2 separate regions of the Mus musculus genome follow, and region 2 is linked to region 1. A link is a contact called in ENCODE Hi-C or POLR2A ChIA-PET data. All regions are on one chromosome and are shown on one strand. Each heading gives the region's core, a stretch centred on a gene start or an enhancer-like site at or near the end of the contact. The rest is flanking DNA. Distances are from core to core; before and after follow the strand shown.

What was found. A loop is a pair of places that touch in the nucleus more often than their neighbours do. ChIA-PET counts read pairs that join two places held with the same protein, here RNA polymerase II (POLR2A).
Region 2: a loop to region 1 is called in a map of Patski, with 12 times the contacts of the local background. The contact joins the promoter of F8 here to the promoter of L1cam in region 1. A Hi-C loop is called at or near these places in 1 of 37 maps with a recorded cell type or tissue (Patski). POLR2A ChIA-PET finds 5 or more read pairs at or near these places in 1 of 5 experiments (Patski).

Annotation. Positions count from the first base shown.
Region 1 is chrX:73,879,392-73,884,155 of GRCm38, reverse strand. It overlaps L1cam (L1 cell adhesion molecule), which reads left to right and starts at 3,322. Exons shown (of 29, transcript NM_008478.3): 1 at 3,322-3,462.
Region 2 is chrX:75,377,581-75,381,950 of GRCm38, reverse strand. F8 (coagulation factor VIII) reads left to right here and starts at 1,910. Exons shown (of 26, transcript NM_007977.2): 1 at 1,910-2,464. The coding sequence starts at 2,319.

The sequences.
Region 1 (4,764 bases), core at 2,073-4,572:
TAGGTAGCCATCCTAGACAAATGAAAATTTATGACCTCACAAAATCCTGTAAATAGTTATTTAGAGCATCTTCACTCATGATTGCCAAAAGCTGTAAGCACCTGAGATACTTCAATAAGTAAACAGCTAAATACGGTATGACACATTCAAATACTGGACTATTACTCAGCAATGTAAGGGAACTGATAACACACACACACTGACACATGCACACACACACACACACACACACACTGACACATGCACACACACACACACACACTGACACATGCACACACACACACACTGACACATGCACACACACGGGGAGGGCAGTAGGTGGTTGGGGTGGTTAATCTCAAAAGCTATGCTTTGTGAATTAAGCTCCATAAAAGAACAAATACTCTATGATTCCATTTAAAAAGAATTCTAGAAAATATAGCACACAGATCAGTGGAAGTCAGGGGTCAGAGTATGAAGGGAGTGGATATCTGTAAAAGAGCTTGGGAGAATTTGAGAAGGTAATGGAAATGTTCTGAAGCTTGATTTTGGTGGTGGCCACAATATAAAGTATCAAAAACTCATCAAACTAAGGTGGGCATGACAGCACATGTCTTTAATCCCAGTACTGGGAAAGCTGAGGCAGGATAGTAAGTATAAAACCAAACAAGAACACAGAGGCTAGAGAGAGATGACTCAGCAGCTAAGAACATGTGCAATTCTTCCAGGTGATCAGAGTTTAACTCCTAGCATCTTTATCAAGCAATTCATAACTGCTTATAATTCCAGATCCCAGGGGATCCTTACCCCCTTAGGCACCAGCACCCATACACAAGCACATGATTAAAAATAATTTTTATGTCTTTTTTCCCTTTTTGGTTATTTTTGCGACATGGTTTCTCTGTGTAGCCCTGGCTGTCCTGGAACTCACTTTGTAGACCAGGCTGGCCTCGAACTCAGAAATCCGCCTGCCTCTGGGGTTTCACTTTTTTAATCAGCAAAATAATTAAAAAACTTCAGACCAGCAGTGGTTCACACCTTTAATCCCAGCACTGGAGAAGCAGAGGCAGGAAGATCTCTGAGTTGGAGGCCAGCCTGGTCTTCAGAGTAAGGCTTTAATCTCATAAAACAAAACAAAACAGAATAAAAACACAAAAGAAAAATAAAAAACCCTCCTGAAACAATTGTGTCTCAAAAGGGTCAACTTCACTACAAGTTCAATTTCATGGCTGGTTTTTGTGTTTTGTCTTTTGAGAGCCTCGCACTGACCCATTAGCCCTATTCCTGAAGCTGATTATTTTATTTATTTATTTTTTTCTTTTTGCAGCAGGTTCTTACAGTGTATCCCACACTGTCCTGGAACTCACTAAACCAATTTGGTGTCAAACTTAAGGTCCTCCTGTTTTGCCTCTCAGTGCCAAAATTATAGGTATGTACCATGATGCCAAGCAATTGGATTTTTACTTTTTAATTGATTTTTTTTGGTGTTTTGTTTTGTTTTGTTTTGTTTTGTTTTGTTTTGTTTTGTTTTTCGAGACAGGGTTTCTCTGTATTACAGCCCTGGCTGGCCTGGAACTCACGTTGTAAACCAGACTGGCCTCAAACTTACAAGATATCTGCTTGCTTTTGCCTCCCAAGTGCTGACACTTAAAAGACAAAGATTTTTGAGAGATGAAATAAAACTTGTGTCTAGGCTTCGCAAACAGAGCTAGACATAGTGAACACCTATAATCCTAGCACTCAGCAGGATGAGACAGGGGCATGTAGGTTTAAAATGAAACTGAGCCACAAAGTAAGTTCCAGAACAGCATCAACCCTAGACTAGGTCCAGTTGGGGTGCAGTCTGGGAGTAAGGCAGTGAAGAGAGCAGCTGGAGAGGAGAGGCCAATTTTGTGGCCTATCGCTCTTACATCAGTGCAGTCATGAAACTGATCTCAGTTCAGTGCCTCATGGAAAATACCATTCTCTGCCCAGCTAAAAAGGCCCCTGGCTTCGTGACCTAGCTGCCTGGCTCAGTCTCCTCTGCTGTCTCCTGGAGATTTGAACCAGTGAAGCTTCATGAGTACGGTCCGCAGCTTCATTCTGAATCCATCTGAGCCAAGTGGCAGGCCTGTAGAAGGAGTAGTGGCCTCTGAGCTCTTTGCTTAAGCCTCCACTTCATTCAGATGACTCTTCCTAAAGACTCCATGGTACACTTTGGATGTCTGGAAAGACATCCAGACTTTCACAGAGTGCTAGCAGGCATCCCCAAGTTTTTCTTTCATGGGAAGGAAGCTGGCAGGAGGTGATCATATGAGAAGGGAAACCAGGCCAGAGTGCCAAAAGTGTTTTCATGGGATCAGGGCATTGCACCACTGGGGGAGTGTTGGCAGGCTGAGCAGAGGACCTACAGAATGCTTCACTGAGTAACAGGCATGCTCATAAAAATACCATACCTACCAGGGCTGCAATCTGCCATCTGGGCCCTAGGCCTTCCTTGCCCTGCAGCTTCAGCTAGCTGGACTCACTTTGGAATTCCAGCCCCCTCTGCTTCGCCTCGCTTGGGAGGTCACAGCCCTAAGCCTGGGAGGGGGCGCCACTGGGAAAATCTCCTTTCCATAAGCTTTCCCCATAGGGCTGTAAGCGAGAGTAGGTCGACCAGGAAAGGTCAGAAAGAGGCCAATCCCGAGGACAAAGAAATAAGGCACTGAGCAGGAGGGAAGTGGGAGGAAGATCAGAAGTAGGGGGTTTCAGGTTGAAGGGCGCTCTCTCTGAGAACTTTCCCTTCTAGCCTAATCTGGGACCTAGTGTTTAGGAGGGACTGTATGGTGTGCCTCGCCACACCTCCTTCGCAGGCTGGGGACTCAGGTTCAGGCGTACATCCCTGAAGAGCCCTGGCTTAGCGTCGTGGCTGGGCAGGGGTTCCAAGAGGCGCTCTGCCCTGAGAGTGCGGATACATTCAAACACATGACCAGGGCGCGGCCCGGACCTAATGGTATATGAATGCCCATTACTAGCCAGAGCCCTCGAAGGCCAAGTGGAGGCGAGGTAATCTGGTTCCCAGTCTGGATCCTCTCCCCACTGTCCAGCCCCGAGATCCCGAGAATACTTCTGCAAATGACTTCCAATATAAGCCTCAAGGGCGGCGGGGATCCTTGATAGTGAGGTTGGGGGTCACTCTCATCTCGGGGATACTGGGACTGCTGGAGCTCCTGAAGAGGACCCCCCCCCCCCACGAGGTCCCTATCACGCGCGGGGCTCTGCGGCCAGGTTCAGATGAAACAAGGAACGAGGGTGTGGCGAGGCGGGGCCTGCTGCGGGGGAGGTGATCTCACTACCTCCCCCTCCCTCTTCCTCCCCCACTTCCCCGCGCACGCTGCCCCGCCCGCCGCCGCCGCCGCCGCAGCAGCAGCAGCAGCAACATCGCGTCGGCAGCGGCATCGCTGGGTGGCAGGTCCGAGGTCGGCGTGCACAGAGACTGAGCTGGCAACCTGATCGGCGCAGGTAAGGTGGGCTGGTTTGTCCCCTTGACCGCAGCAGCGACCATCTACGTTCCAGACCCAGCCCGCCTCAGGCTCAGAGGGAGTGGGTTTCGTGCCTCCTCGGTAGGAAGGCTGGAGCCCCACCCATGCATGCTAGGCACCGAGCTCTGAGCCCTGCGATCTGGAATGGGGTTGGAGAAAGTGGCTAGGTGCCAGAGCTCGACAGGTGAGGGGTAACTGGGCGGCTCCCCAAATGCATGCTTAGGGAGGGGCACAGGAGTGGTCAGGCAGGTTCTGTATGGGCAAGTGGAGCTGAAGTTGGCATATCCCTGTGGGTGTATGCGTGTGAGGAAGGAAATGTGAACCCAGCAGAACGTCCATCTAACCCAGTCGACCGCTGTGGGGTGTGGCTCTGGGCGTGGCTGTTCCTCATCCCCATCTAAAGTCCTGATTGCGGCTGGGGTGGGGGAGAAGCCAGTGTCTAGCATGGTGTGGGGGAGATTGAGCGAAGCTCCTCCGGTAATGGGAGGAGGAGAAGGATCAGGGATGGATGGGCGCTGCCTGCCCCTCCACCCCAAAGTGGGGAGGGGGCTTTGTTCTTCACCTCCTCCTTTCCAAATTCCCTCCGGGGATCCCCTCAAATGCACTGCAAAACCAGTCTCCTCTCAGGCACAGAACCTCCCTTAGGTTCTTTGGCCAATAAAGACTACACTAAGAGAGATGGTTTTGGGCACTCACTGATGTGCCTGTGGATGCACATGGGTGTGGACCATGGGTCCATCAGGTAAAAATAAGGGAAGAAGGGCCTCATTGGCTTAGGACAAGGGACTTCTGGAAGCAAGGTGCCTGGGACTCTTTCTGTAGAGACTGGAGCGATTTTAGACATTGTTTTATACTCTGTTTAATTATGGGAGGAGGGACGTTTCCATACCTTATTCCCTTCTATCTGGTTCAGAGTTTTAGGGTGTTGATTGATAGGAAATGAAAAGAATAACAGATATAGCCCACTGCTCCTCCTGATCTAGTGTCTATAACCCCTATCCATCTGTCTCAGGGAGGCAGGACCACCATCTGTCTGGGGGCCTGGCACCCCTTTCAGGTAGATGTCTTGATCCTGATTAATGCAACTCCAGTGGTAGCGGTTACTAGCAGCCCAGTGTTGTCTTTGCTGACTCACATGGCCCTTGTGGTGAATAGATCCAGCAGCCTTTCTTCCCACCTTTATGGTCCTTTAGTAGGGTGGCTAGGGTGGGGCTTGCCCAAGGCCTCAGCTCTGATGGACCCCTTGCTGCAGATGGTGGGACTTGACAACCCTAGCTTCTTA
Region 2 (4,370 bases), core at 661-3,160, 1.5 Mb before region 1:
TTTTTTTTAACTTTGTGTATATGAGTATTTGCATGTGTTTGAGTACAGCACGTGTACGCAGTACCTGAGGCCAAACAGGACTTCCGATCCCTTGGGACTGGAGAGGGGAGTGATACAAATATCTCAATTAGAATTGAGCACTTTATTGCCTCTTATCCTCTGTACATATACTAGTTGTGAGTCTATTAGAAAAAAGAAGATTCTTAGATGAGGAGTGAAAGATCCCCTATTTTATCGGTATAATAGTAAAAAAAATTGGGAGGAGACAGTTTATTTTTGTGTCCATTTAGGAAAGCAGTTCTTCCCTATGACTTAGGCAGCCATGGGGTTTTGGCTTTCTAACAGGTATCGGTTCTATCCTGTGGAGTGGGCCTTAAATACAAACATGAAGTGATTAGTTACTCCTACTATATTTATGCCACTACCATAGCAATGAGGCTATTTTGACATATCAGTCATTATATAGTACCTCACAGGGTTCTTAGATGCTTTGTAAGACTGTCAATAACTTGTCACCCCAAATAGCACACATGTAACCTTCCAGCACTGTGAAATCTTGTCAGTGCCAGCTTGATTTCCCCATGTTTTATGACTCAACTATGTTGTGTCATCAGCAATACGATCTTAACCATGAAGTTCTGTAGATTGCCAAAAAATTGGCAGTACCTTATAATGTTTGGGGGTTTATGGAGCCAACAAACTCCAAAAGAGGTGACCCATTCCTGGCACTGGGCTTTATATTTGTTACCCTGCAGTGTTTAGTAGGGACATTGTCATCCTGATGTAGGGGTAACTCCATTTAAATTCTTATATATGTATACATGTATATTTTATTTAAAAAGCTTCTACAGTAGTAGGTTTTCATATTTTTTTCAAGTATCTTTAGTGTTAATAATCACTACCCATACTCACTTCTCTCTCCTGCCCTCCTATCCTTACCCCACGTAACCCTTCAACTTCTCCTGTTCCCTTTTCATATCAACTGCAGTATATCCCATTTCCCTTGAAATCTGCCTTCCCTTGTTGGCCCCTTGCTAGTTTCCTGATCTCTATGGATACTCCAATTTAAGACAGATATCTAAAGATTCAGAGTTAGCATTCACATGTGAGAGAGAATCTGAGGCATTTGTTTTTCTGGGTCTAGGTTACCTTATGGAGAATGATTATTTCCAGCTCTATCCATTTACCTGCAAATTTAATTTCATTTTTCTTTACAGCTGAGTAATAAATATTCCATTGTGTGAATGTACCACATTTTCATTATCCATTCTTCAGTTGGTGGATGTTGGCTCTTTCCTTTTTCATTCAATTATGAATTGAATGGCAATGAATATGGATATACAAGTATCTCTATAGTGGAATGTACAATCCTTTTAGATGTATGCCCAAGAGTGATATAGCTGGGTCATATGATAAGTTTGTTTCCAGCTTTTTGAGGAGGGAGGGTGTCTTAGTTAAAGTTTCTCTGGCTGTAATAAAACACCATGACCAAAAGCAACAGGGTTTATTTCAACTTATACTTCCATGTAATAAACAATTCACTAATCAATTTCACTGATGGAAATGAGGACAGAATCTCAAAAGGGCAGGAACCTGGGTGCCAGAACTGAATCAGAGATCATGGAGGAACATTGCTTACTGACTGATCATTATGTCTTGATCCGCCTATTTTCTTATACAATTCAAGAACACCTGTCCAAGAGTAGCTCTGCCTATGACTACCTGGGGCCTCCCATAGTAATCATTAATAAAAAAGCAACAGCAAATAAAACATATGGTACAGGTATCCTATCTGGATCTCTAGGCCATGTGGGCAGCTGGAAAGTTTCTGCGGAGAAAGTAGGCTGGAATCTGGTGAATCCCAAAGTGGAAGCTTTTACATTCCATGCAGACTCCAGAATCTTCACTATCTAGAGTTTCTTTGCTACAGGTACCAAGGAACAGTCTTTTAGAATAGGCTAGGAATTTAAATACACCTGAACGCCCCTCCTCAGTATTCTGTTCCTTTTCTTAAGGATTCAAACTTGTTAGGATGCACCCAGCAGGAAATGGGTTAAGCCTTAGCTCAGCCACTCTTCCTATTCCAGTTTTCCTGTGCCTGCTTCCTACTACCCAAAAGGAAGTAATCCTTTCAGATCTGTTTTGTGCTAATGCTACTTTCACTCACAGTAGATAAACTTCCAGAAAATGCTCTGCAAAATATTTAGGACTTTTTACTAAATCATTACATTTTCTTTTTGTTCTTAAAAGCTAAAGTTATTTTAGAGAAGAGTTAAATTTTCATTTCTTTAGTTGAACATTTTCTAGTAATAAAAGCCATGCAAATAGCACTCTTCGCTTGCTTCTTTCTGAGCCTTTTCAATTTCTGCTCTAGTGCCATCAGAAGATACTACCTTGGTGCAGTGGAATTGTCCTGGAACTATATTCAGAGTGATCTGCTCAGTGTGCTGCATACAGACTCAAGGTAAAAATCCTCTGTCAAGTGCAACATTGTGAAGATGTGATTTTGACTGTGTTTATTTGTATGACCCAACTCATACATATATTACAAATGATGAATTAAGGTTGTTTCTACTGACATGGAGAAAAGTCTACTAGGTGTTTCTTAGTGTAAAAGCATATAAATTATGTATAATATTCCATTTTTATAAAATTAATAATTACTAATCAAAACTCTGTGTGTGTTTGTTTGTGTGTATGTGTGTGAGAGGGTGGTAGGGAAAAGACATTCTAAGCAATTAGACTGCGTAGACTAAGGGGTCCAGTCAGTAATTTTTAACTTTTACAATGTTGTTGTTACACACATTATTTCTACACAAAAGTACACATCTACACAAAAAAAATAAACACATTCATCTCATTACCATTTGGAATGGAGAGGGTCTTTATCATATATTGTTATGTACTGTGTTCATTAACTCACCAATTCACTCATTTTGTGGTACTTCGGGTCTCCTGTTTTATTTATGAATGCTTTATCATTGAGATAAAATCCCAGACACATTACTGTTATTTTAGTGAATAGATTATCTGGTGGTATCTTGCTGGAACAAAGGACATAGTTCTGTTTTAGTTTTTTCTTTTGTTTTGTCTTTATATCTCTGGCTGGCCTGGGACTCACTATGAAGACCAGAATGGCCCAGAACTCCAAAATATCCACTTGCCTCTGCTTCCTAAGTTTGGGATTAAAGGTATGAGCCACCACAATCAGCTGTTTTAGTTTAAATTTTTAGAACGTTCAAGACTCTTCATGCATTTTGATCTTCAGAGCATGGGATTATACTTACCTCTGCATTTGCATCAGGAATAAGTCTAACATTATTGCTTAATTTTTTCCAGTCTTATAAGCATAGAATATTGTATCTTTAATTGTAATATTTTATTTGTAATGAGATTCATCATCTTTTAAAATGCGTGTTGGCTATCAGAGTTAATTTTTCAGACTTTACTTTTTTTATGTTTCACCCATATTTCTTTGGGGTCTTCCATTTTTTTTAGCTGCAAAAACACTTATTACATGTATTCATTATCCTTTATTTATATTATAATTTCTCCTAAGATTATCTATCTCTTGCCTTACTTTATAACTTACTTATGAAAACACTTAATTTTTATAGTCAAATATTAATTTTTCACATCCTTAGTTTTGACAGTGTTGGTTAAAATGTCTTTCACACCTCAAGGTTATATGTATGTCCTTCTAGATTTTGTTGTAAGAATTTAGTATTTTTGACTCTAATTTATCTTGACATTTATTTTGAATGGTATCTAGAGAGTGATCTATTTAGCTTGACTTCCATCTGTGTAAATAGCCTATCATAATTGCACCACCACATTCACCTCTCTAGCTTTATTTTTAATCATCATTAGTGAGTTTTGGTATTAAAGTTTGGTTTAATTTATCATATAAATTGGTGAGTATTCCATCCTTTTCTATAGAATTCTCTGTTATTTAAAAATTAGGCAAGACTTACTTATGATTCCATTTGTCCCCAGTGAGATTTAGGATAGTGTTGATAACATTTCCAGTGGAAAGCTCTTTTAGTTTTAACAATTGCTTTGCTACAGTGTTTTACTTTTTCATGAATCTTTAAATTGTCTGTAGTTACACGCCCTTAAATTCCTGTGTCTTTGCTAGTTATTTGTGAATAAGCTTGCCAAAAATTTCCCTGTTTTGTTTGTGGTAGTTCTTTAAAAGAATGAATTTGGAGGTTTTATTTTATTTGAGACAGGATTGCATGTAGCCCATATTGGCTTCCAACTTATTATGTAGATGATAAAGATGACTTTGAACTTCTGATCCTCATGTCTCTACCTCTTGAGTTCTGAAATAACAGGTATGCACCACAAAATTTAACATTTCTGAGTTG